4 separate regions of the Homo sapiens genome follow, and regions 2, 3 and 4 are each linked to region 1. A link is a contact called in ENCODE Hi-C or POLR2A ChIA-PET data. All regions are on one chromosome and are shown on one strand. Each heading gives the region's core, a stretch centred on a gene start or an enhancer-like site at or near the end of the contact. The rest is flanking DNA. Distances are from core to core; before and after follow the strand shown.

Evidence for each region. Hi-C counts contacts between places; a loop is a spot of excess contacts on that map. ChIA-PET counts read pairs that join two places held with the same protein, here RNA polymerase II (POLR2A). Pooled maps may share reads with other maps.
Region 2: a pooled map shows a loop between it and region 1 (7-fold over the local background). The contact joins the promoter of RILPL2 here to the promoter of KNTC1 in region 1. A Hi-C loop is called at or near these places in 3 of 37 single-sample maps with no recorded cell type and 9 of 50 pooled maps. POLR2A ChIA-PET finds 5 or more read pairs at or near these places in 2 of 52 experiments (B cell and CD4-positive, alpha-beta T cell).
Region 3: a map of naive thymus-derived CD4-positive, alpha-beta T cell shows a loop between it and region 1 (17-fold over the local background). The contact joins the promoter of CFAP251 here to the promoter of KNTC1 in region 1. A Hi-C loop is called at or near these places in 1 of 168 maps with a recorded cell type or tissue (naive thymus-derived CD4-positive, alpha-beta T cell) and 6 of 50 pooled maps. POLR2A ChIA-PET finds 5 or more read pairs at or near these places in 1 of 52 experiments (activated CD4-positive, alpha-beta T cell).
Region 4: a map of naive thymus-derived CD4-positive, alpha-beta T cell shows a loop between it and region 1 (19-fold over the local background). The contact joins the enhancer-like site here to the promoter of KNTC1 in region 1. A Hi-C loop is called at or near these places in 1 of 168 maps with a recorded cell type or tissue (naive thymus-derived CD4-positive, alpha-beta T cell) and 7 of 50 pooled maps. POLR2A ChIA-PET finds 5 or more read pairs at or near these places in 1 of 52 experiments (MCF 10A).

What each region holds. Positions count from the first base shown.
Region 1 is chr12:122,522,632-122,528,994 of GRCh38, forward strand. KNTC1 (kinetochore associated 1) reads left to right here and starts at 4,618. Exons shown (of 64, transcript NM_014708.6): 1 at 4,618-4,720. It overlaps RSRC2 (arginine and serine rich coiled-coil 2), which reads right to left and starts at 4,305. Exons shown (of 10, transcript NM_023012.6): 1 at 4,217-4,305. The coding sequence starts at 4,222. RefSeq lists an enhancer at 3,985-4,444.
Region 2 is chr12:123,433,673-123,440,075 of GRCh38, forward strand. RILPL2 (Rab interacting lysosomal protein like 2) reads right to left here and starts at 3,012. Exons shown (of 4, transcript NM_145058.3): 1 at 2,410-3,012. The coding sequence starts at 2,748. RefSeq lists an enhancer at 1,988-2,917 and a silencer at 2,759-3,018.
Region 3 is chr12:121,915,085-121,922,304 of GRCh38, forward strand. It overlaps CFAP251 (cilia and flagella associated protein 251), which reads left to right and starts at 3,508. Exons shown (of 22, transcript NM_144668.6): 1 at 3,508-3,611; 2 at 6,202-6,599. The coding sequence starts at 6,222. PSMD9 (proteasome 26S subunit, non-ATPase 9) reads left to right here. Exons shown (of 6, transcript NM_002813.7): 5 at 772-860; 6 at 1,200-3,213. The coding sequence ends at 1,227. RefSeq lists a silencer at 3,637-3,786.
Region 4 is chr12:121,836,850-121,843,273 of GRCh38, forward strand. HPD (4-hydroxyphenylpyruvate dioxygenase) reads right to left here. Exons shown (of 14, transcript NM_002150.3): 13 at 3,083-3,199; 14 at 2,678-2,989. The coding sequence ends at 2,879. Among named protein-coding and RNA genes, the nearest start is that of TIALD, 16 kb to the right of the region's middle. RefSeq lists enhancers at 1,999-2,669, 3,341-4,010 and a silencer at 2,632-2,831. Within about 2 kb of position 2,807, at least 16 of the 41 ENCODE cell types and tissues checked have a DNase peak (open chromatin) inside an H3K27ac peak, as active enhancers do.

The DNA of each region.
Region 1 (6,363 bases), core at 3,368-5,867:
TTTTTAGATGTGTGAATGCATTTAGCTGACTTTACCAATACTTTTAAATTAGCATACATGTCAAACATCAAAAATGAGTTGTTAAAGCTTAAAGATACTCAAGACGATAAAATCTTAAAACAATGCCCTAAGAATATTATAAAATAATAAACAGAAAATTAACTTACCTAAGTGAGAACCTCATCTTAATGTCATTAACCCTCTTTAATGAAAACAGCCCCTTGGCACAGTGCTGCTGCAAAATATGGTCTGCCTCTCCTCACATGTGCTCTGGGCTATGAAAACATTAAGTTGTTTCTGCTTTAAAGCATTTTATAAGTAATTATTACAATATAAATTTTACAAGTTTCAACTAATGCAGAAGGTAGACAATGCTCGGCTATCTGACCAGAGAAGATAACATGAAAATAAAATAATTGATACACCTGGGGAATTGATTACTTAGGAAGGGTTGGCAAGCTATGGTCCTCATTCTGTTTCTGTATGGCCTTGAGCTAGGAATGGTTTTTTACGTTTTTTAAAACTATTTTAGGCATATTTAATAAATAACTTCAGTAAATAGCACTGTAAAGACTGAACTGTTAAAACTAAAGGCACTTAAAACGCCAGTGTTGTGGCTCATGCCTGTAATCCTAGCACTTTGGGAGGTTGAGGCAGGCGGATAACCTGAGGTCAGGAGTTTGAGACCAGCCTAGCCAACATGGTAAAACCCTGCTTCTACTAAAAACACAAAAATTAGCCAAGAGTGGTGGGGCGTGCCTGTAATCCCAGCAACTCAGGAGGTTGAGACAGGAGAATGGCTTGAACCCATGAGGCAGACGTTGAAGTGAGCTAAGATTGCGCCACTGCCCCTCCAGCCTGGGAAAGAATGTGACAGAGACTGCACATGGCCCACAAAGCCAAAAATATTTACCGTCTGGCCCTTTACAGAAACAGTTTATGGACTTTTCACGTATAACATCAAACGGAATCTGGATTGAATAAATAGGGAATCGATAGTCTTCAGCAGGAGGAATCACATTAGAGAACTTCCTCCTTTAGGAAAGTTAGTCCAGAAAATGAATACCAAATATCAAGTACAATAAATGGGGGTATTGTATTTTAACAAATTTTAAACAAGTATCAAGTACAATAAATGGGTGTATTGTACTTTAATAAATGAAGTTGTGAGAGGTCGAGTTACTTCAACAAGTATTTACTAAGGGTCAAAAATGTGCCAAAACCAATGCTAGACTTAGGGAATAAAATGATAAATTAAAAACAGAAAGGTTTTGCAGTTCAATTATGAGATGAAAGACATAAATTACGTGTTATTCCTCTAACAATGGCACAAAAAGAACAGTAAGAAATTAACTACCAGGGAGGCTCTCATGCCAGCATATTGTATATGTACTTATTTCTCCAGTCTGGGTGACTTCTGGAACCATAAAATTTTTATGCTGAAAGGTTTTCACCCCTTAGAATAGAGTTCAACTTTCTCGTTTCACAGATGAGATCCAGCAACATTAGCTGACTTGCTTAAAATGATACTGCATCTCCGTATCTTTACTGTTTACTACTAATAAATAATGCTGTATCATTAAGGATGATTCTGATTTTTCACAATGAATTCTGGACACTTTTTTTTTTCATCGTTATCCTTGAGGACTATTTCAGACTCATTTATTACTTGCTGAGTGTTTGTACAGCTTACACTTGGTAAACAGAAGTGATCTCGAAAATTTTAAGCACCGCTATTACTTCTCTCAGTTGCACGACACTTTTGCCAGAGACAGAATTCCTTAACTAGTGGCAAATCCCATTTACTTTTGCAGAGAACAAGACTAGAATCGAAAACAACCTTCTCATGGAAAATCTAGTGCTTAGCCTAGGCAGTTTTCAGGCAATGGTTTATCTAACTTTAACTTCATGCTTAACATCACAAAGCTGGACAACAGAGAAACCTCCCTGTGACATAGGCTAACTTAAACTTACATCATCAACCATTTTCATCTGTAAAATATACTACAGAGCAACAACAAAAACCATCTTAACACTAAACAAATAGGAATGATAGGTGGTCATTGAGGCCATGGAAAACTTTTATTTCCCTGAGGATATTTTATAGTAGCATAATACAGGTATCCAGGAAAAAAACCTACCAAAAACTGAGTATTAAAATTGCTCTGAAATTTTCTAAGCTTTAATTTAGTACTAATCTATGTGTACACATAAACGTTAACTGCAAAACAGCCTTCTATTCCAGCAGTGGCTCTACGAGGTAGCCACTTTGGTTTCTTATAATTTACATTTTGTTGCAAACTCTAATAACGGCTCGAAACATAGACAAATCTTTTTCCACTGCGAAGGAGGTAAGCACTGGATTGAATACTAGGTCACTTCTCTAGGGGACTGTCTTTTTATTGAACAAGGCACGGCATAAATAAATGTTTAAATTCACTTTTTAAAATACTAGAACCCGGCCGGGCGCGGTGGCTCACTCCTGTAATCCCAGCACTTTGGGAGGCCGAGGCGGGTGGATCATCTGAGGTCAGGAGTTCGAGACCAGCCTGGCCGACGTGGTGAAACCCCGTCTCTACCAAAAATATAAAAAAATTAGCCGGGTGTGGTGGTGGGCGCCTGTAATCCCAGCTACTCGGGAGTCTGAGGCAGGAGAATCGCTTGAACCCGGGAGGCGGAGGTTGCAGTGAGCCAAGATCGCGCCATCGCACTCCAGCCTGGGCGACAAGAGCAAAACTCCGTCTCGAAAAAATACAAAAAAACCTGCAACCCAAGAAAAATAGTATTACTCTTTAAGTATACTGAGGCCCAAAACACTAAACAAAGGAAGACAGTAAAAGAAACGGGTTTAAACTCAATCACCTAAATAATAGAGGGGTATGGGGGAAAAAGAAAATCATCTGCCTAATCCCAGGCATTCCAATCGTTAGGAAGAGCAAACTTTAAAACTATCACTATGTTTAAGAGTCATAATTATTATCGAAAATGATGTAATTTTTTAGTCAGTAAAAAGGAATGCAAAATCTTTACATTTTCCTTTTAACGGAATAAAAATGAGGTAAGCACAAAATAATGTGGATCCGTCAGAATTGGGTATCTTATACACACGCAGGCTTATTGTTCAGAATAGATAATTTACGAACTGTAGCTCCTCTGGGGTCAACGAAGAGTTTTTTTTTTTTTTTTTTTTTTTTTTTTTTTTTTTTTTGAGACGGAGTCTCGCTCTGTCACCCAGGCTGGAGTGCAGTGGCGGGATCTCGGTTCACTGCAAGCTCCGCCTCCCGGGTTCACGCCATTCTCCTGCCTCAGCCTCCCAAGTAGCTGGGACTACAGGCGTCCGCCACTACGCCCGGCTAATTTTTTTGTATTTTTAGTAGAGACAGGGTTTCACCGTTTTAGCCGGGATGGTCTCGATCTCCTGACCTCGTGATCCGCCCGCCTCGGCCTCCCAAAGTGCTGGGATTACAGGCGTGAGCCACCGCGCCCGGCCAACGAAGGGTTTAAATTTAAAGGAACAAGGTCAGTGACAAGACTTAACTGTAACGCTTCTCGGACTTCAAATTGATTACATCACGGGCCACTTCGGAAACCGCGCATCAGTCAGAATTGGTAGTTCCACAACCTTTTAAGTTGAATTTTCACTCCCTTTCAGCAATACCTTCCTAGCTCGTTAATACACAATAATAAGGTTTACACGGACGAACACTAATTGAAATTATGCAACTAGAAGCATCTCATTGAGCGTACAAAAAAAAAAATAGCTACAAGTCGCTCTCTTCTCCCACACTACCCTTTACAGACACTGCCTTTTTGACCCAATACTTTTCAGAGACCACTCCTGATCGTCTTTCTCTTCCCCAGCCCCTTTCTCCACCGCAAATTCTCAGGCCCTAAAAAAAACTTAGAATAAATCACTAGCCAGGGTGAATAAGCGAAAATGGAGGAAGTTCAGTGAGGCGAAAGGAACGTAGGGTTGGGGAAGAGAGGAGGAAAGTTCTGGAAAAAAAAAGGCACTCCCTGCGGCTCCCCACCCCCACCAACACCGCCTTACTTCCCCCTCCCTACAGCAGGCAGCCATGATGGCGGGCGCAGAAGAAGGCCGCGGCGCCATTTTGTCTACACACATACACACGAACAAGGTTCTGGGAGCCGTTCACCCACTGTTGGAACGTAGCAGAAAAATATCCCTGGCTTTAAACTCAGATTCGGTACCTACCGCCATAGTTCAGAGTCCCGGCCGCTAGAGCGGCGCCTCCACTTGTCGCTTTCAACAGTACCGGCCGCTCCGAAGCTTCGCCTCAGACTAAATCGCTCGCGCGAGAGACCCGGATGGCACAAAGGCGAGGAGGCCCGGCGCGTCGCACAGCTTGCTGGGAGAAAAAGGGGCGGTAACAAAAGTTTCTATAACAACGCAATTCGAGGCGGTGATTGGGTGTTCTTTCATAGGGGAGTGTAAAGACCGTGAAGAGGGCGGGGCCAAGAATACACCCCCGGAATGCGCAGTCGGGAGAACGGAATGGGCGGAACTCAGGGTGGGGCAACTTCCTATTTCGAGTCTAAAGTAATCTTGGTCTCTTCCGGCCGCCGTAAAGGGGTTGGGTTTAGTGTTCTCCCGCCAATTTAAGCCTGTGGCATGGAACCTAAAGACTAGAGGCGGTTGTGTGAGTCAGGAAGAGGGGCCAGATATCTGAGTGTTCCTCTTTAGTTTCTTCAATTGCAGGTGAGGACGGGGAGCTGCGCTGTGTAGGGAACTGGGGGTGGGTTCAGGACGAAGTAGCTGCAGCCTCTGCTCAGTTCCTGTTGTTTTCCCCTTGACGCTGGCAGGAGAGAGGTTGGAGTCGGTTTTTGCTGGCGGCGATGTCCAGCGGAGAGCGTTTAAGTATGGAGGCCTAACTGACAAGTGTTTCATCTTGCTCATTCTCTCGTATTCGCGAATCTGTTCTGCATTCCGCCGCCAGAGTGATCTCAAAATTATAAAATCAGACCACTCGTTTGCTGAGTTCCCCTTCTACCCCTTGTACTGAGAATAAAATTCAATCTTGAGGTCGAGGTTTTATTGGACTCCACTGCTCTCTCCCTCACTGTCTTCTGCTTTTGCTTTGACCCGGCAGCAGCATCAAACGCTTCCTACCCAGCCTCCGAGTCTTTGCACTCTGTTCCCTCTGCCTACGTCGCGTTCCGCCTAAGTTTTGCGTACTTCTTGTTATTCAGGTCTCAGCTCAGATGTCACCTCCTTCCCTTCCCAAACAAATCCTTCTTCAGCGACGCCTCACCTTATCCATTTAATCACTGTTTCCTTCAAATCATTTAGCACTTTTTGTAATTATTTGTGCAGTTGCTTTTTTGTGGAGGTAGCATAACAAGATACGTATTAACAATTTTATTTTTGTCCGTTTTTCCCGCAAAAACATAAACTTCATAATGGCAAAGACATTTTGTGTTCTGTTCAAGCTATATTCCCAGTTCCTAGAAAGGTGTCTGGCACATAGTAAATAGGTATTCAATAAACATTTGTTGAATAAGTAAATATGGCAGTTACGGGCGGTTTCTCTATTTCACAGATGTGGGAAATTGAGACCCATAAAGGTATTCATTCCAACCTGTCCCTCCTTCTTCATCTCCTCACTCCCACCCAAACACCAGCCACTGAAACTTCTCTATTCTCCAAACATGTTTTGTTTCTGTTCCCTTGCTTATGCTCTTAGGAAGAACTCTTTAAACATTTATAAAACTATGATCTTCAATTCTCAGCCCAATAACAAATTAGCTAACACCTAAAATTGAATGTTTGCCATCAACCAAGCATTGTTCTGTGAACATTTAAAACTCAAAACATTTGGAGGCTGAAGCAGAAGGATTGCTTGAGCCCAGGAGATCAAGGCCAGCCAGGGCAAAATAGTGAGACCCTCGTCTCTCAAAAAACCAGAAGTGAAAAATAGAAAACTCCTTCAGGTGGGTACAACTAAATTAGTCCCTTGGTATTGGTATCCATGGGAGATTGGTTCCAGGACCTCCCACAGATACCAAAACCCTAGGATGCTTAAGTCCCTGTCATTAAATGGCATAGTATTTGCATGTAGCCTAGGAACATCTGCCTGTATACTTTAAATCATCTCTTGATTTCTTATCTTGCGTAACAGTGTAAATGTGCTATGCCTGTAGGTGCAATCTAGGGATGTGGAACACATGGATATTGACGGCAAACTGTATATATATATTTTTTTTCCAAGACGGAGTTTCACTCTTGTTGCCCAAGCTGGAGTGCAAGTGGCACGATCTCGACTTACTGCAACCTCCGCCTCCCGGGTTCAAGCAATTCTACAGCCTCAGCCTCCTGAGTAGCTGGGATTACAGGCGCACACC
Region 2 (6,403 bases), core at 1,762-4,261, 910 kb after region 1:
AAGTGTTGGGATTACAGGTGTGAGCCACCGCGCCTGGCCTGGTTTGTATACTTGTATTCTGGTTCTAGGACTGTGTGTCTGACCTCTCCCACTAGATGTGAGCTTCTTGAGGGCAGGGACCTTGTCTACGTTATCTCCATAGCCCCAGAGCCTAGCATCAGTCACTGCAGTCACTCATCAAATGTTAGTACAAGTAAGGTCAAATGTCTGTATTTTAGGATGGAGTATTTAGGACTAGCATCTCTGAATTAAGATCCTGACTTCACCTCTTAACTTGCCGTGAAGTCCTTAGGTAAATTACTTAACTGTTCTGTGCCTCAGTTTTGTAAAACAATAATAGTCTGAGGATTAAAAAAGACATCGTCCACTTACAGCAGCTTTTTTGTTTTTCTTTTTTAACTGTGGCTGGAGACCTGCTAGTAGGTCATAAAATTAATGAGTTTCGACAAGAATTTTAAAAACTAGGCTGGGCATGGTGGCTCAGGCCTGTAATCCCAGCACTTTGGGAGGCTGAGGTGGGCGTATCACTTAAGCCCAGGAGTTCGAGACCAGCCTGGGCAACATGGTGAGACCCCCATCTCTACAAAAATACAAAAATTAGCCAGGTGGTTGGTGTGTGCCTGTAGTCCTAGCTACTGGAGAGGCTGAAGTGGGAGGACTGCTTGAGCCCAGGAGTTTGAGGCCTCAGTGAGCTGTGATCACACCATGGTATTCCAGCCTGGATGACAGAGAAAGCTGTCCCCGCAAAAAAGACTTTTTTTTTTTTTTTGAGACAAAATCTCGCTCTGTCACCCAACCTGGAGTGCAGTGGCGCGATCTCGGCTCACTGCAACCTCTGCCTTCCGGTTTCAAGCAATTCTCCGGCCTCAGCCTCCCGAGTAGCTGGGATTACAGGCACCCGCCACCACGCCCGGCTAATTTTTTTCTGTAGTTTTAGTAGAGATAGAGTTTCACCATGTTGGCCAGGCTGGTCTCAAATTCCTGACCTTGTGATCTGCCCGCCTTGGCCTCCCAAAGTGCTGGGATTACAGGCGTGAGTCACAGCACCCAGCCAGATGATTTTTAACATATGTGTAGATCCCTATATCCATACCCTGATTAAGATATGGGACACTTCTAGCTCTCTATCAATTTCCCTTCTTTTCCCCCCACCACCAGTTTGCCTTCTATAACTATAAATTATTTTGCCTGTTCATGAATTTTATTTAAATGTACAGTAGGGCTGGGTGCTGTGGCTCAGGCCTGTAATCCCAGCACTTTGGAAGGCTGAGGTGGGTGGGTCACTTGAGGCCAGGAGTTTGAGACCAGCCTGGCCAACATGGTGAAACCCCGTCTCTACCAAAAAAGAAAAAAAAAAAATAGCCACGCGTGGTGGCACACGCTTGCAATCCCAGCTGCTCAGGAGGCTGAGGCAGGAGAATCGCTTGAATCCAGGAGGTGGAGGTTGCAGTGAGTCGAGGTCACGCCACTGCACTACAGTCTGAGCAACAGAGCAAGATTCTGACTCAAAAAAAAAAAAAATCTACAGTAGTTTCTCTTTAGTGCCTGGCTTCTTTCTCTCAATGTTACATCTGTGAGATTCATTCACACTGCTGTGTGTATCAGCACCCCGTTCTTTTTCTCTGTTGCATAGTATTCCATATATCACAATTTCAAAACTCAATTGGGTTGCATTTAGAGTGTTTCCAGTTTGGCAGCTGAGACTAAAGCTGCTCTGAATCTTCTTGTCTATGTCTTTTTGTGGTCATATGCACTAATTTCTCTTTAGGTAAAATGTGTTTCTTGTCCAAGTGTGGTGGCTCACATCCACAAGCCCAGCACTTTGGGAGGCCAAGGTGGGAGGATTCCTTGAGCTTAGGAGTTTGAGACCAGCCTGGGTAACGGTGAGACCCCCATCTCTACAAAACATCAAAAAAGTTAGCCAGGCATGGTGGCACATGCCTGTACTCCCAGCTACTTGGAAGGGCAAGGCAGGAGAATTGCTTGAGCCTAGGAGGCCAAGGCTGTAGTGAGCCGTGTTTGCACCACTGCACTCTAGCCTGGGAGATAGAGCAGGACCCTGTGTCAAAAGAAAAAAAAAGTGTTTCTTGCTCTAGGTCAAAGGTTCTCAAACTGTGGACCCTGGGCCAATAGCATCAGCATTAACTGCGAACTCGTTAGAAATACAGATTCTGGCCAGGCAGGGTGGCTCACACCTGTAAACCCAGCACTCTAGGAGGCTGAGGCTGGGGGATCACTTGGAGCCAGGAGTTTGAGACCAGCCTGGGCAACACAGCGAGATCCCATCTCTTAAAAAAAGAAAAAAGAGAAAAGAGAAGAGAAAAGAAAAGGAAGGCGTCTCCCTGCCAGTAGGTGCCCTCCTACGCCCCGCAGGCGCCGTGGGCCCGGAACCCTCGCTCCCACACTCACCTCCCCGCTGGCCGGAGGGCTCTGTCTCCGCAGCCCCTCCACCTCCTTCCTGAGGTGGTCCCTCTCCATCTTCAGCTCCTCCAGCGCCAGGCTGCCCTCATTCACCAGCGCCTCCAGCATCTCCAGGACGCGGACGACTTTGAACTGCAGCTGCGTCACCCGGGGGTCGCTGCCCAGGGCCATAAGCTCGCGGCCCAACAGGTAGGAGATGTCATACACGTCCTCGGCGGTCAGCTGGAAGGGGCTCTTGCCCAGCGCCCCCTCGGGCCCAACCTCGTCCCTCTCCTCGTCCTCCTCTCCCTCCTCCTCTTCCTCTTCTCGCACAGGGGGCTCCTCCATGGCCACCCAGACCCCCGCCGACCTCGGAGCTGCTGTCTTGGAGTCTCCCAAAGGTTAGACTTCCTCCCGGCACCCAAAACTTTCCGCTGGGCAGAGTCCCTACCTGCCCAATCAGCGCGGCCCGGGGGTGGGCCCGGGGGGATGGTGCAAGGGGCCGCGCACGCGACTCTTGGGCCTGCGCCCCGGCGCACCGTCCCCGCTGCCAGCCACGCTGGAGAGTGCGCTCCAGGATGTGGTTTGGGGCGCGAAGGGACAACGGAAAAGGAGGCAGCCGAGAAGAGGAACGGGGAAGTTCAGGGGTGACGGCAATCGCCCCAGCCTGGGAACAGTTGCAGCCCCGGGGAGGAGCCGCCCTGAGCCCCGCCCCTGGCGACCGCTGCCAGGAGGTGCGTTTCCGTGGAGACGGAGTTTCCACCGTGCAATCCAGAGCGGGGTAAAAAGAACGCAACTTTTTCCTTTCCACCCTCGTGCTTTCCAGCCGTAGAATTTGCATCGTAGGTGATGGAAGATCCGGGTGTCTCTTTGAGGGTGTTTTCTGGAGCCTGCGGCCAAACAGAAAGCAGCTGCTGGGGGCAGCGCGACAGAGTCCCCGAGGCTTGAGGATCTGGAAAACTCCCAGGCAAATTGTCACTAGGGCCTGGGGCGTCCGACTTCGCTGTGACTCTCAATAAAATGGAGAATGTCTGCCCTGCTCACTTCGCTGGGTCCTCGGCTCCTCCACGTAACCAGCGCTGTCACCTTGGCAAGTTACTTAACGTCTCCGAGCCTCAGTCTCCTCCTCTGTAAAATGGGGACAATAGCGGGACCCAGGTGGCAGGGTTGCTGCGAGGAACATGAGCTTATGAGATCATGTGTGCGACACCTCAAGCACTTAGGAAGCACTCACATACGTGACTGCAATCCTTCATTCTTTCTTTCTTTCTTTCTTTCTTTTTTTTTTTGAGACGGAGTCTCCCTGTGTCGCCCAGGCTGGAGTGCAGTGGCGCGATCTCGGCTTGCTGCAAGCTCCGCCTCCCAGGTTCACGCCATTCTCCTGCCTCAGCCTCCCGAGTAGCTGGGACTACAGGCACGCGCCACCACGCCCGGCTAATTTTTTTGTATTTTTAGTAGAGACGGGGTTTCACCATGTTCGCCAGGATGGTCTCGATCTCCTGACCTCGTGATCCACCTGCCTCGGCCTCCCAAAGTGCTGGGATTACAGGCGTGAGCCACCGCGCCCGGCCCCTTCATTCTTTCTTCCACAGCGCTAGGGAGGAATTGCTGGTGTTGGAGACACCTTGCTACTTGGGTGAGAGAAGGAGGAGTAATTAACAAGAGAGAAACCCCTGTCTGAAAATCACAAAGCATTCGACACATATGCGGAATCCATATTACTGAGAATATTAGCAGAGTGGCGTAGAAACTTGAGTCATTCGCTGTGGCTCATGCCTTAATCTCAACACTTCAGGAGGCTGACGCAGGAGGATTGCTTGAGCCCAGGAATTTGAGACTAGCTTGGGCATCATAGTGAGACCCTGTCTCTACAAAAAGTAAACAAAAGTAGCTGGACACAGTGGTTCATGCCTGTAGTGGCAGGTACTCGGGAGGCTGAGGTGGGAGGACCACTTGAGCCCGGGATGTTGAGGCTGCAGTGAGCCAAGATCTCACCACAGAGTGGTGCCTGTGACAGAGTGGGACCATGGTGACAGAGTAAGATCATGTCTCAAAAAAAAAGGCACAACAAATCTCAAGTTATTTTAGGTTTCACTGGAGGTTTGTGATAGTCTCAGGCAGAAAGCTCAGCAACGGGGCTTGTCTTTCCCAGGAATGTATTGGCAGCTTTCCTTGTGATAGGTGTATCCATTTTCTCCACACTGAGGTACTAGAATCTCAATGGAGAATGTACATAGATTAAACCAACCAACAAAAGCAAAGCAAATTAACAAAACACACTATTTTCAGAGGGTCGTTTCTTTTTATTTTATTTTATTTTATTTTATTTATTTGTTTATTTATTTATTTAGAGACAGAATCTTGCTCTGTTGCCCAGGCTGGAGCTCAGTGGCATGATCTCGGCTCACCGCAACCTCCGCCTCCCTGGTTAAAGCAATTCTTCTACCTCAGCCTCCCCAGTAGCTGGGACCACAGGCGCATGCCGCCCCGCCTGGCTAATTTTTTGTATTTTAGTAGAGATGGGGTTTCACTGTGCTGCCCAGGCTGGTCGCGAACTCCTGAGCTCGGGCAATCCTCCCACCTGGGCCTCCCAAAGTGCTAGGATTACGGGCGTAAGCCACCCTGCCTGGCCTATTTTACTTTTATAAAATAAAAAAGTCAGGCCGAGATGGGCGGATCACGAGGTCAGGAGACCGAGACCATCCTGGCTAACACGGTGAAACCCTGTCTCTACTAAAAATACAAAAAAAATTAGCCGGGTGTAGTGGCGGGCGCCTGTAGTCCCAGCTACTCGGGAGGCTGAGGCAGGAGAATGGCGTGAACCCGGGGACAGAGCTTGCAGTGAGCCGAGATCGCGCCACTGCACTCCAGCCTGGGCAACAGAGCAAGACTCGGTCTCAAAAAAAATAAATAAAAATAAATAAATAAATAAATAATAAATAATAAAAAAATAAAATAAATAAAAAAGCCTCACTCTGTTGCCTAGGTTGGAGTGCAGTGACACGATCTCGGCTCACTGCAACCTCTGCCTTCCAGGTTCAAGCGATTCTCCTGCCTCAGCAGCCCCACCCCGAGTAGCTGGGATTACAGGCACGCGCCACCATGCATGGCTAATTTTTTGTATTTTTAGTAGAGACGGGATTTTACCATGTTGCCCAGGCTGGTCTCCAACTCCTGACCTCAGGATGATCCACCTGCCTCAGCCTCCCAAAGTGCTGGGATTACAGGCATGAGCCACCATGCTTAGCCTTTCTTCTTCTTCTTTTTTTTTTTTTTTGAGATGGAGTTTTGCTCTTGTAGCCCAGGCTGGAGTGCAGTGGCATGATCTCTGCTCATTGCAACCTCTGCCTCCTGGGTTCAAGCGATTCTCCTGCCTCAGCCTTGCAAGTAGCTGGGATTATAGGCGCCCACCACCACACCCAGCTAAGTTTTGTATTTTTAGTAGAGACAGGGTTTCACCCTGTTGGCCAGGATGGTCTCCAACTCCTGACCTCAGGTGATCTGCCCGCCTCTCCCTCCCAAAGTGCTGGGATTACAGGCATGAGCCCAGCCTATTTTTTCTTAAGAGATGAGGCTTTGCTCTGTCACCCCAGCTGGAGTGCAGTGGCATGATCACAGCTCACTGCAGCCTTGAACTCCTGGGCTTAAGTGATCCTCCCACCTCAGCCTCCTGAGTAGCTGGGCCTACAGGTGCTTGCCACCATACCTGGCTAATTTTTTTTTTTTTTTTTTTTTTTTTGAGACAGAGTCTTGCTCTGTTGCCCAGGCTGGAGTGCAGTGGTGCAATCTCGGCTCACTGCAAGCTCCGCCTCCCGGGTTCATGCCATTCTCCTGCCTCAGCCTCCGAAGTAGCTGGGACTACAGGCGCCCGCCACCACGCCCGGCTAATTTTTTGTATGTTTTAGTAGAGACAGGGTTTCACCATGTTAGCCAGGATGGTCTCGATCTCCTGACCCCGTGATCCGCCTGCCTTGGCCTCCCAAAGTGCTGGGATTACAGGCAT
Region 3 (7,220 bases), core at 2,258-4,757, 610 kb before region 1:
AGGCTGAGGTGGGTGGATCACCTGAGATCAGGAGTTCTGAGACCAGCCTGGCCAACATGGCGAAACCCTGTCTCTACTAAAAATACTAAAATTAGGCGGGTGTGGTGGCGGGCACCTGTAGTCCCAGCTACTCAGGAGGCTGGGGCATGAGAATTGCTAGAACCTGGGAAGCAGAGGTTGCAGTGAGCCAAGATTGTGCCACTGCACTCCAGCCTGGGTGACAGAGTGAGACTGTGTCTCAAAAAAAAAAAAAAAGAAAGAAAATATTATCAAATAGGTTCATACTTTGGTGGGGTTTTGGTTTGTTTTGACTAAAACCCTTCATTCTCTGTACTGTATTTGAACAATACCTATTGATGGACATTTCTGGTGTTTTCAGTTTTTGAATTTCTACACAGTCCTGGAATGAACATTTCATTTGTATGTCTCGCTAATTTTTATACTTTTTGTAGAGTGCTGGGATTACAGGCATTTGTATGTCTTGTAATTTGTATGTCATCTTGCAATTGTGTACTATGTACCTTGGATGTACCTTTTAAAGATCGTTGGTGGTGGGACACGTGTTTTTTGAGGAAGATGGTACTGAGGTCAGCACCCTGGCTGCCCTGAGAGTGCAGTGCCACGTTCCCCACCCTCTCGCCAACCACAGGATTATGCTGCAAATGTAAATCTTTACCAATTTGATAGGCAAAAAATGGGATCTCAGCATTTTAGCCTGCATCTCTGAGTACTAACGAGGCTGAACACGAAATGAGCTTATTTTCTTTTCAGAAGCCCCTGAATGTGACAGTGATCCGCAGGGGGGAAAAACACCAGCTTAGACTTGTTCCAACACGCTGGGCAGGAAAAGGACTGCTGGGGTAAAGTATCTGTTTCTGTTCATTCTCACTGGGGCATCATTTGAGTGTTTGTTAAACATGAAGCTGGAGGGGAAGGCTGGGGAGACATTGGGGAATAATGGGAATCCCCAGTTTGCATGGAAACTGCAGATAAATCCTCGTGGTAGGAACGAGACTACAGCTCTAGAAGCAGAGGGAGCCCCAGAGTCTCTCCTGGGAGTCTCTCCAGTTCATTCATGCACTAGGCATTTGCTTTAAAAGAATGAAAGAACATTGGTGAAAAGGTCAGAAGGGCTCAGCCTCTGACCTTCCTGAAGGGAGCCTCCAAACTTACGCCATTCCTTTTCTTCTTTCTTCCAGCTGCAACATTATTCCTCTGCAAAGATGATTGTCCCTGGGGAACAGTAACAGGAAAGCATCTTCCCTTGCCCTGGACTTGGGTCTAGGGATTTCCAACTTGTCTTCTCTCCCTGAAGCATAAGGATCTGGAAGAGGCTTGTAACCTGAACTTCTGTGTGGTGGCAGTACTGTGGCCCACCAGTGTAATCTCCCTGGATTAAGGCATTCTTAAAAACTTAGGCTTGGCCTCTTTCACAAATTAGGCCACGGCCCTAAATAGGAATTCCCTGGATTGTGGGCAAGTGGGCGGAAGTTATTCTGGCAGGTACTGGTGTGATTATTATTATTATTTTTAATAAAGAGTTTTACAGTGCTGATATGACCCTGTTGTCACCCCAGCTGAATTTCTTATGACCCTCCCAAACCAAAGCTCAGATGGGGTCAGAAGAGCTTCATAGAAAGTTGGGCAAAACAGGCTAGCAATTGCAAAGTCAGGCTTTGACCAACATATTTCTTTGCACTGAGGCCTTGCTGCTGTGGATACGGAAATGGTTAAGTACTGTGCTTCCTCAGCAGCTGGGCTGTCAGGGCCATAGTAGCTCCCTTTGGAGAACAGGGAAAGCCTGGAGGCTTCCCAGGTGGCCCAGCGTGGTGTCCTGTCAGCTTCCTCTTTAGGAACCCACCAGAGGGCAGCAAGCTCCTTTCACTTCGCTAGTAAGAACCCCTCCGTTTTTGTGTGTTTTTGTTTTTGTTTTCTGGAGACAAGGTCTTGCTTTGTCACCCAGGCTGGAGTGCAGTGTCGTGATCAAGGTTCACTGAAGCCTTGACGCTGTGGGCACTGCCTCAGCCGCCCAAGTATCTGGGACCACAGGCGTGCACCACCATGCATAGCTAATTTATTTTTTGTAGAGACAGGGTCTCCCTGTGTTGACCAGGTTGGTCTCGAACTCCTGGGCTCAAGCAGTCCTCCTGCCTTGGCCTCCTAAAGTGCTGGGATCACAGGCGTGAGCCACTGCGCCCAGCCCACTGCTAGTTTGACTTTTTATAATTGAACCTCCTGGCTATGCCCTGAGATCAGCGCTATTTTGTAAACCGCTGAGGTATGGATAGGAACGAGTAGATCAGACCTCTTGAAAATGCTTATTCTTCCTCCCTTTTATTTTTTGTCTCTTTTAAGATGGTAAAATGGTTCTCAGGGATTCCTGCCAATACTTTGAATTATTTTTTCCTCTCCATGGTATCAGTGTTCATTTCCCCAGTTCTTGCACACCGCTTTCTGTTTTGGCAGTTCTGCCAGGCAAGCCCTGTGTTCCTTGGGACTGGTTTTGCTGTGGTTGGATACAGATACCAGCTTGCCTTGATGGGATTGGTATTGCTGTGTGCTTCCAGCCACAGGTTCTCACACTCAATTCCAAAGCCTTCCTATTGGGCGAATTCCCTCAAACTCTATTTGACCTGACAGCCATACGTATTCCCCTCTGGTAGCCACAGACATGCTGTGTTTACCAATGTTTGCTGTTTAAATTGCATGTTCTAATTCCACGTATTTTCCAGTCTCTTTTATAAAGTCTCAGACTATAATAAACACAGCTTGCCCAGTTTATCCTTTCTTTTTTATTTTAAGATGTATGCATATTAATCAATTTACCATCACTGGGGCATGGCAGTGTGGGCGGGGAGAATTATTCACATTCTCCTAAAATGACAGCAGCAGAGAGCCTTCTGCCTCAGTGGCTCTGGCTGGTTTCCTGCAGGGGTCCCAGTGGAAACCCGTGTGGCCACCTGTTGCCGTCTTCCATGAGATGTTAGTGGAGAGCCACTTTGACGTGGAATGATCCTAATAGATATAGCCAGACCGGTTTTGCGGAAACGCTTTGTGCTGAGAACCGCAAGCTGGTGCACCCTGTGTCATATCTGCCCCCAGCCAGCTGGAATTGTCTGCAACACGCGGTGCCCGGTGAGGAGGCAGGCAGGACGGTTGTGTGCTGCATCCATGAGACCTGGAAATTCAGTTTGCTTTTGGAAAAGAGCATTGTATCCGAGTTCATACTTCTCCACCCCATCTTGCCAAGGTTGCGGAAAGTAAAAATTGGCAGTATTGGCCGCTGCAGCTTCTTAGGGGACGGGACCATGTGAAAAGGTGGGATCGTGCGAGCGGAGGAAGGACAGAAAAGCGAGGAAAGTCTATGCCGCCAGCGACCGGCAGGAGGCACGTCGGGCACGCTCGTCACCGTTTCCTGGCACGTGACCACCGCCCTGCCCTGTCGCTTTAGGGCCTGTCGCTTCCGGCGGTGGCGGTTGCCATGGGGACGGAGCTTGGGTGGCAACCAGAACTAGGGAGCTGGTGGAGAAGGTGGCGGCCGCTGGAAGGAGGCCCGGGAGGTGGCTGAGGGGTCCAGGCGGCGGGACGACTCTGGCCTTTTGAAGACCGGGGTGGGTGCTCTCTGTAAGTCCGGGGCGGAGGCCACGCGGCCCTGGCGAGGGGGCCCCCGACCTGGCGGGGTCTGGTGCCCCTTGGGGGGCGCTCACCCGACCTGGCCCTTGTGGGGCCTGGGGCGGCCCCAGGGAGACCTGAGTTGGAGGCAGAGGCCGCACCTGGGCTTTAATCCCCTCGCAGAGCCACGCACCTGGCACCCCTGCCCCAAACCCCTGCGGCTCGAACCCGGCTGTCCAGACGCGCCGGCGAAGTTGGGCTCAGTCAAAAGAGGCTCGGTGGTGAGAGCCCTAGACTTGATTCAGAGCAGTGATTTTTCAGCTGGAGAAACTAAGTGCCAGAGAAATCTCGTTCTTACTAGCGGTGTCATCTTGAATAAGTCACTTCACCTCTCAGAGCCTCAAACTCATTTATCCATTCATTATTTATTTATTATTATTATTATTATTTTTTTTTTACCAGAGATGAATTTGAGGAGCTGATACATTTAGTGCTGAGAAAGAAATTAAGAAATAGAAATACCTTTTCTACTCTGTACTCTCTGGGACTTTATTTTCAAAGTGTTGAGTTCTCTTATTCTAATGTCACTGAAAATGTAGGGATTTTTTTTGTTCGGGGTCCAACTCTTTAGGGATAAAGTATCCATCCTTATTGTTTTCCTAGTTCAAACTCTTGTTTGTTGTAAGGAATAAATGGAGAATATGCCAGAAGGCTTTCAAACTGTTCATTTCTTTGCACATTAGGGTTGCTTTTCTCTCAAATAATAACAACTGCTACCATTTTTTCAAGCTGTATGTGCCAGAATTGTGATGAGCATTTTATATATGTTATCACTTCTCTACAACAACCCTAGAATTTAGGATTATTCTTTTCATTTTGCCCATGAGAAAATGCAGACTCTGAGGGGTAAAGTGACTTGCCCAAGGTCACAGAGCAAGTACGTGGTGGAAATGGGATTCAATGCTAGGACAAGCTGACAGCAAGGCCCTTGCTTTTAACCACTAGGCTACCCTGCTTCTTCTCGTATTCCTGTTTCTAGAATTGTTGCTAATATGTGGGTTATGCATTTTGCTGCCTGTGGGAATATAAATATATTTTAAATGAGTAAAAAGGCTACAAGGTGTTTATTCCCAGAAAGTTGACAGGCCCTGGATCAGTATTTTTAAGATCTGGGCCACAAATACATATACTTTAAGATTTCCCAGCTGCGCGTGATGGCTCACGCCTGTAATCCCAGCACTTTGGGAAGCCAAGGCGGGCGGATCACTTGAGGTCAGGAGTTTAAGACCAGACTGGCCAAAATGGTGAAACCCTGCCTCCATTGAAAAAATACAAAAATTAGCTGGGTGTGGTGGCAGACGCCTGTAATCCCAGCTGCTCGGGAGGCTGAGGCAGGAGAATAGCTTGAACCCTGGAGGCAGTAATTGCAGTGAGCCAAGATCGTGCCACTGCACTCCAGCCTGGGCAACAAGAACAAAACTCTGTCTCAAGAGAAAAAAAAAAAAAAGGTTTCCCACAAATGTGACTTTTTTTTTTTTTTTTTTTTTTTGAGAGAGGGTCTCGCTCTGTTGCCCAGGCTGGACTGCAGTGGCATGATCTTGGCTCGCTGCAACCTCCGCCTCCCAGATTCAAGCTATTCTCCTGCCTCGGCCTTCTGAGTAGCTCAGATTACAGGCACCACCACCACACCAGGCTTTTTGTATTTTTTTTTTTTTTTTGAGACGGAGTCTCGCTGTGTTGCCCAGGCTGGAGTGCAGTGGCACGATCTCGGCTCACTGCAAGCTCCGCCTCCCGGGTTCACACCATTCTCCTGCCTCAGCCTCCCGAGTAGCTGGGACTACAGGCGCCCACCGCCAAGCCCGGCTAATTTTTTGTATTTTTAGTAGAGACGGGGTTTCACCGTGTTAGCCAGGATGGTCTCGATCTCCTGACCTCGTGATCCACCCGCGTCAGCCTCCCAAAGTGCTGGGATTACAGGCGTGAGCCACCACGCCCGGCCAACTTTTTGTATTTTTAGTAGAGATGGGGTTTCACCATGTTGGCCAGGCTGGTCTCAAACTCCTGACCTCAACTGATCCTCCCGCCTCAGCCTCCCAAAGTGTTGGGATTACAGGCGTGAGCCACTGTGCCTGGCCAGAAATATGACATTCTTTTTTTGTTTTTATTTTTGAGACAGAACTTTGCTCTTGTTACCCAGGCTGGAGTGCAATGGTATGATCTTGGCTCACTGCAACCTCTGCCTCCCAGGTTCAAGCGATTCTCCTGCCTCAGCCTCCCAAGTAGCTGGGATTACAGGCGCCTGCCACCACACCCAGCTAATTTTTGTATTTTTAGTAGAAACGGGGTTTCATCATGTTGGCCAGGCTGGTCTCAAACTCCTGACCTCAGGTGATCCATCTGCATTGGCCTCCCATAGTGCTGGGATTACAGGCATGAGCCACCGTGCCTGGTCAGAAACATGACATTCTTTTTATTCCTATGGAAAGGGAACAGAGCCATTTATGCACATTTCATCAGTAGGTTAGTGCACTAGGAGATGGAAATGGGAAGCTGAGGGCCAGCTGGTTATTATGGTCAAAATCTCTCTAGAGGAAACTCTACAGAGAAGAATGTCAGATGCAGCAGAAGCTCCCCGAGAAGCAACAGGAGAAAATGGAGAAACAGAAATGAAAGAAGAGGAGGAACCTAATCCAAATTATAAAGAAGTAGAAGATCCACAACAGGAATCAAAAGATGACACAATAGCATGGAGAGAGTCTCAGGAGGAGGAGAGGAAAACGGGCGAGGAGGAAGGGGAGGAGGAGGGGAAGGAGGACAAAAAGATTGTCATGGAAGAAACTGAGGAAAAGGCTGGAGAAGTCCAAGAGAAGGAGGCTTCAGGAATACAGGAAGAAACCACAGTAGAGCCCCAAGAAGTCACAGCGTCCATGATCCGTTTGGAGACACAGATTACTGATTCCCAGTCAATCACATCAGGAATTTTCCCAGTAAGTAGTCATCTTAATTCATTCATCAATTCATTCAGAATCATTAGTTGAATGCTTAGTATAGGCCAGACTATGGGAACACAAAACCAAATAAGGTACAATCCATTCCTTTTTTTTTTTTTTTGAGACAGAGTCTCACTGTTGCCCAGGCTGGAGTGCAGGGGCACAATCTCAGCCTGCTGCAACCTCCGCCTCCTGGGTTCAAACTATTCTCCTGCCTCAGTCTCCTGAGTAGCTAAGATTACAGGCATCCACCACCACACCCAGCTAATGTTTTATATTTTCAGTAGAGATGGGGTTTCGGTCTTACCATGTTGGCCAGACTGGTCTCAAATGCATGATCTCAAATGATCTGCCCACCTTGGCCTCCCAAAGTGCTAGGATTACAGGCACACGCCACCACGCCCGGCCACAATCCATTCTTTTTTTTTTTTTTTTTTTGAGACAGAGTTTCACTCTTGTTGCCCAGGCTGGAGTGCAATGGCGTGATCTCGGCTCACTGCAACCTCTGCCTCCTGGGTTCAAGTGATTCTCCTGCCTCAGCCTCCCGAGTAGTGAGATTACAGGCGTCCGCCACCTCGCCTGGCTGATTTTTTTGTATTTTTAGTAGAGGCAGGCTGT
Region 4 (6,424 bases), core at 1,557-4,056, 690 kb before region 1:
TGCTTTATTTATTTATTTATGTATTTATGAGATGGAGTTTCGCTCTTTTTGCCCAGGCTGGAGTGCAGTGGTGCGATCTCACTGCAACCTCTGCCTCCTGGGTTCGAGTGATTCTCCTGCCTCAGCCTCCCGAGTAGCTGGGATTACAGGTGCGCACCACCAGGCCCAGCTAATTTTGTATTTTTAATAGAGATGGGGTTTCACCATGTTGGCCAGGCTGGTCTTGAACTCCCGACCTCAGGTGATCCACCCACCTTGACCTCCCAATATTTATTTTTGAGATGGAGTCTCACTCTGCCACCCAGGCTAGAGTGCAGAGGCGTGATCTCGGCTCACTGCAAGCTCCACTTCCCAGGTTCAAAGGATTCTCCTGCCTCAGCCTCCCGAGTAGCTGGGATTACAGGCACCCTCCTCCATTCCCGGCTAATTTTTGTATTTTTAGTAGAGGCGAGGTTTCACCCTGTTGGGCAGGCTGGTCTCTAACTCCTGACCTCAAGTGATCCACCTGCCTCAGCCTCCCAAAGTGCTGGGATTACAGGCATGAGCTACCGCACCTGGCCATATGTGCCCAACTTTCTAAAATGTTGACTCAAATTTGTTTGAAACCATGCAGGCAAAACGAAGTAGGTCTATGAGCCACATTTGGTCTGTAAGCCACTAGTTTGCATCCTTCTGGGTTATACAATTTCCCTTCTTCACATTAAGTCACAGGAGAATAGAGGGGGAGTATTTTTTTTGCACGGAATCCTTTGGGTTCTCTCTGATCTCTTTATTTCTGAAGTTCGTGATCCCAGAAGCTCTGATTTCTTCTATAATCTGAAAAAAATCCCCAATTCCCACCATTATACCAACTCAGAGTATTTTTTTCTTCTATTGAGCTCTGCTGCCTCCTAGCTCTGAGTTGACTTATCCTCACGGAGGGTTCTCAAGCATTAGAAGCAGAAAGAGGCCAGAGACAGTGGCTCATTCCTATAATTCCAGCACTTTGGAAGGCTGAGGTGGGCGGATCACCTGAGACCAGGAATTCGAGACTGGCCAACATAGTGAGATCCCATCTCCATGAAAAATAAAAACAAAATTAGCTGGGCGTGGTGGCACATGCCTATAGTCCCAGCTACTTGGGAGGCTGAGGTAGGAGGATCACCTGAGCTCAGAAGGTGGAGGTTGCAGTAAGCCAAGAGCACACCACTGCACTCCAGCCTGAGCAATGGAGTGAGACTCTGTCTAAAAAAAAAAAAAAAAGAGAGAAAAAGAAAAAAAAAAGAGGCCAAATTTGCCCACCACCAACTCTTACCTGGTTTTGAAGAAAGAATCTCCTTCCTAGGGTTTTAGGACCCAGCTGCCTCATTCTTTTGCAAGGATCACTCACTCTTCTATGAGTATGAACAAGCCCCTTTCCAAAAGAAGTCCTCACTGCGGGCAAGGCTGGGGCAGTGCAGCTGCGTGGGTGGTCATGGGCACTGCCCTGCTGAGGGCAGGGACTGGGATACCAGGCCCCTCCTACCTGCTTTATCTCTGAGACCAGGAACCAAGGGACCATATCCTACAGTTGATGAGCAGGGATGCTGCCCCTAGAGTCCCTTGTCTAACACTCTCCCCTCTCCTGTGTTCAGAGGTTTGGGCTCTGGGTAGCAAAACTGAAGACAGCTCATCTTTAGAGATCATCGGCCGGGCGCGGTGGCTCACGCCTGTAATCCCAGCACTTTGGGAGGCCGAGACCATCCTGGCTAACAAGGTGAAACTCCGTCTCTGCTAAAAATACAAAAAATTAGCCGGGCGTGGTGGCGGGCGCCTGTAGTCCCAGCTACTCGGGAGGCTGAGGCAGGAGAATGGCGTGAACCCGGGAGGCGGAGCTTGCAGTGAGCCGAGATCGCACCACTGCACTCCAGCCTGGGGGACAGAGCGAAACTCCGTCTCAACAACAACAAAAAGAGATCATCAAGCCGGCAGACAAGATGCTGCCAAACTCTGACCCCACCTCAGGGCCTTTCTCCGTTCGCTCTTCCTGGAATCCTTTTCCCGAGCATGGTCCCATGGCTGGCTCCCAAATGTCACCTTCTCGGAGAGGTCTTCCGTTATCAAAATTAGCTCCCCTGCGATCTTCGCTTCCACATATTCTCATCAACTGCCTTTTTTTTTTTTGAGACAGGGTCTCACTCTTGCCCAGGCTGGAGTGCAGTGTCAGGATCAGGGCTCGCTGCAGCTTAGACCTCTGTCCATCAATCGATCCTCCCACCTCAGCCTCCTGAGTAGCTGGGACCACAGGTGTGCGCCACTACGCCAGGCTAATTTTTATTTGTTATTTGTGTAGACGCAGGGGGGTCGGGGTCTTGCTATGTTACCGGGCTGGGCTCGAACTCCTGGCCTCAAGCGATCCTCCCACCTCTGCCTCCCAAAGCGCTGAAATTACAGGTGTGAGCCACCACGCCCGGCTCATCGCTTGCTTTATTGTCTGAATCGCGTTTATCTCTCTACAAAAGCAGTGTCATCCGTCTTTCCCTCCAGAGCAAGTCCCCTTCCTTCCCTGGTTCCAGAATTCCCCTCTCCGCGTGGTCCCGCTGGCAAAGCGCTGGCACCCGCAGCTCCTCGGTCCCGCGGCGCTGGCGGCCGCCCTGGCCTCCCCCTGGCTGCCATAAGGCACTACTGCCTTATGCGCAACACAAACACAGACACAGTATTGGACCGGGGCACGCTTTAATCGGGAGGGCTGGAGCAGAGGGCGGCCCCGCCGAGGGGCGTGGTCAGTGTGGGCGGAGCCTTGGGGGCCGAGTCCGCTGGTGGGCGGGACCCAAGGGGAGCAGCCAGTAGGGAAGTTGGGCGAGTTCCAGAATCAGGGGGCGTGGCTGTGTGGCTGTGGCCTCCGTGGGGTGGGCGGGGCTTACATGCCGGGCACCACCCCATTGGTCTCCATGTTGGTGAGGTTACCCCGCAGGTTCTGCTCCTCCTCGAAAGCCTTGAACAGTGAGTTGAAGTTGCCGGCTCCAAAACCCTGTGGCGGGAAAGAGAGGAGATGAGCCAAGGACCCAGAAAACCGAGTGTGCTAGCTGCCTGTCCCCTCGGGCCTGCCGGGGACAAGCAGTACCTGGTGGTTGTGGCGCTGGATGACTTCCAGGAAGAGCGTGGGCCGGTCCTGCACCGGTTTGGTGAAGATCTGCAGGAGGTAGCCTTTCTCGTCGTAGTCCACCAGGATTTTCAGCTCCTAGGCGGGAGACAGGGGGCTCTGCTAGGGGAGGCTGGCACGGTGAGATCCTTGGAAAGTCCACAGGGGCTCCTGCACCCCAAAAGTCTGGAAATGACCTCTTTTTCTGGCAGTTCAGCCACCTCCAAATATATCCCCAAACTGTCCTATTACTATCCCCCTACTACAGTTCCTAAGGCACCATTCAAGACTGCTGCCCGCTTCTAATCTTGTATCCTTACAATCCATCCTCCCCGCAGACATTATCAGGACACTTTCTTTTTCTTTTTTGAGACGGAGCCTTGCGCTGTTACCCAGGCTGGAGTGCGGTGGCGCAATCTTGGCTCACTGAAACCTCCGCCTTCCGGGTTCAAGCGATTCTCCTGTCTCAGCCTCCCGAGTAGCTGGGACTACAGGCGCAGGCTACCATGCCCGGCTAATTTTTGTATTTTTAGTAAGACGGGGTTTCACGATATTGGTCAGGCTGGTCTCGAACTCCTGACCTCAGGTGATCCACCCACCTCGACCTCCCAAAGTGTTGGGATTACAGGCGTGAGCCACCATGACCTGCTGCGGGATCTTTTAAAAGTCGGATCATGTCATTCCCCTGTTTAAAATCCTCCAGTGGAAATCGGAACCCTCATGTACTGCTGGTGGGACTGTAAAATGGTGCAACCACTTTGGAAAACAGTCTGGCAGCTTCTCAAAAAGTTAAACATATAGTGTTGCTTCCTTAAAATACGGATTAAAAAAAAAAAAGGGGGTGGCCAGGCATGGTGGCTCACTTTGGGAGGCCGAGGCAGGTGGATCACCTGAGCTCAGTTCGAGACCAGCCTGGCCAACATGGGGAAACCCAGTCACTACAAAAAAAAATACAAAAATTAGGCTGGGCAAGGTGGCTCACGCCTGTAATCCCAGCACTCTGGGAGGCTGAGGTGAGTGAATCACCCGAGGTCAGGAGTTCGAGACCAGCCTGGCCAACATGGTGAAACCCCATCTCTACTAAAAATAAAAATAAAAATAAATTGGCTGGGCATGGTGGCACACGCCTGTTATCCCAGCTACTCAGGAGGCAGAGGCAGGAGAATCGCTTGAACCCGGGAAGTGGAGGTTGCAGTGAGCCAAGATCGGCCACTGCTCTCCAGCCTGGGCAACAGAGCAAGACTCTGTCTCAAAAAAAAAAAAAAAAAAATTAGCTGGGCGTGGTGGCGGGCGCCTATAATCCCAGCTACTGGGGAGGCTGAGGCAGGAGAATTGCTTGAACCCAGGAGGCTGGAGGTTGCAATGGGCCAAGATCGCACCACTGCACCCCAGCCTGGGAAACAAAGCAAGACTCCATCTCTAAACAAACAAAAGGGAACATGGAATTACCATGTGACCTAGCTACTCCTAGATATATTCCAAAGTGCATTGAAAACACGTCCACACAGAGCCTTGTACATAGATGTTCACAGTAGCATTACGTATAACACCCCAAAAGTGGAAACAACCCAAATATCTATCAACGAGGAATAGATAAACAATGTGTGTCTATCTATACAATGGGATATTTTTCAGCCACAAAAAGGAACGAAGCACTGACACACACCCCACGCAGATGAACCTTGAGCACATGCTATGGGAAAGAAGCTGCTCACAATAGGCCTATTTTGTGATTCCTTTTTTTTTTTTTCCGAGATGGAGTTTCACTCTGTCGCCCAGGCTGGAGTGCAATGGCGCGATCTCGGCTCACTGCAACCTCCCCTTCCCTGGGTTCAAGCAATTCTCCGGCCTCAGGCTCCCCAGTAGCTGGGATTACAGGCATCTGCTATCACACCCAGCTAATTTTTGTATTTTTAGTAGAGACAGGGTTTCACCATGTTGGCCAGGCTGGTCTTGAACTCCTGACCTCATGATCCGCCCACCTCAGCCTCCCAAAGTGCTGGGATTACAGGCATGAGCCACCGTGCCTGGACTTTGTGATTCCTTTTGATGAAATGTCCAGAATAGGCAAATCTATAGAGACTGAAGGTAGATTAATGGTGCCTAGGGCTGGGGTGGGAGGGGGGAAGGGAACAGAGGGGGTTGGGAGGTGCTGGCTAAGAGGCTCAAGGTTTCTTTTTGGGGTGACAAAAATGTTCTAAAATTGATTTTTTGCCCAGGCTGGAATGCAGTAGCCTGATCATGGCTCACTGCAGCTTTGACCTCCTGGCCTCAAGTGATCCTCTCACCTCAGCCTCCTGAGTAGCTGGGACTACAGGCACGAACCACCATGCCCAGCTAATTTTTTAAAACTGTTTTTTTTGTAGATACAGGGTCGCCCTGTGTTTCTCAGGCTGGTCTTAAACTCCTGGCCTCAAGCAATCCTCTCACTTCAACCTCCCAAAATGCTGGGATTATAGGTGTGAGCCACTGTGTCTGGCCTAACTGTTTTTGTTTTTCTTTTAGACAGGGTATCACCCAGGCTGGAGTGCAGTGGCCTGATGATGGCTCACTGTAGCCTCTACCTCCTGGGTTGAAGTGATTCTCCCACTTCAGCCTCCCCAGTAGCTGGGACCACAGACACAGATCACCACGCACAGCTAATTTTTTTTTTTCTTTTTGTAGAGATGGGGGTTTCGCCATATTGACCAGGCTGGTCTCAAACTCCTGACCTCAAGTGATCCACCTGCCTTGGCCTCCCAAAGTGCTGGGATTACAGGCATGAACCACCATACCTAGTCCTAAAATGGATCTTTTTTTTTTTTTTTTTTTTTTTTGAGACAGAGTCTCACTGTGTCGCCCAGGCTGGAATGTAGTAGCGCAATCTCGGCTCACTGCAACCTCCGCCTCCCGGGTTCAAGTGATTCTCCTGCCTCAGCCTCCTGAGTAGCTGGGATTACAGGCATGTGTCACCACGCCTGGCTAATTTTTGTATTTTTAGTAGAGGCAGGGTTTCACCATGTTGGTCAGGCTGGTCTCGAACTCCTGACCTCATGATCCGCCCGCCTCGGCCTCCCAAAGTACTGAGATTACAAGCATGAACCACCACACCCAGTCCTAAAATGGATTTTGATGATAGTTGCACAACATAGCAAATAGCTAGAAATCATAGAATTGTACACCTTAAAAAAATGACATGTTATGTGACATATGTCAATAACACTGCTAAAACCAAACCAAAAAACCCTCCAGTGGTTTCTGGTCACAAAAGAACAAAATCCAGATTCCTGAATAATAGCTCACAAGAGGAACTGGCTCTTGCTTACCTGTCTGACCTAGGTCATC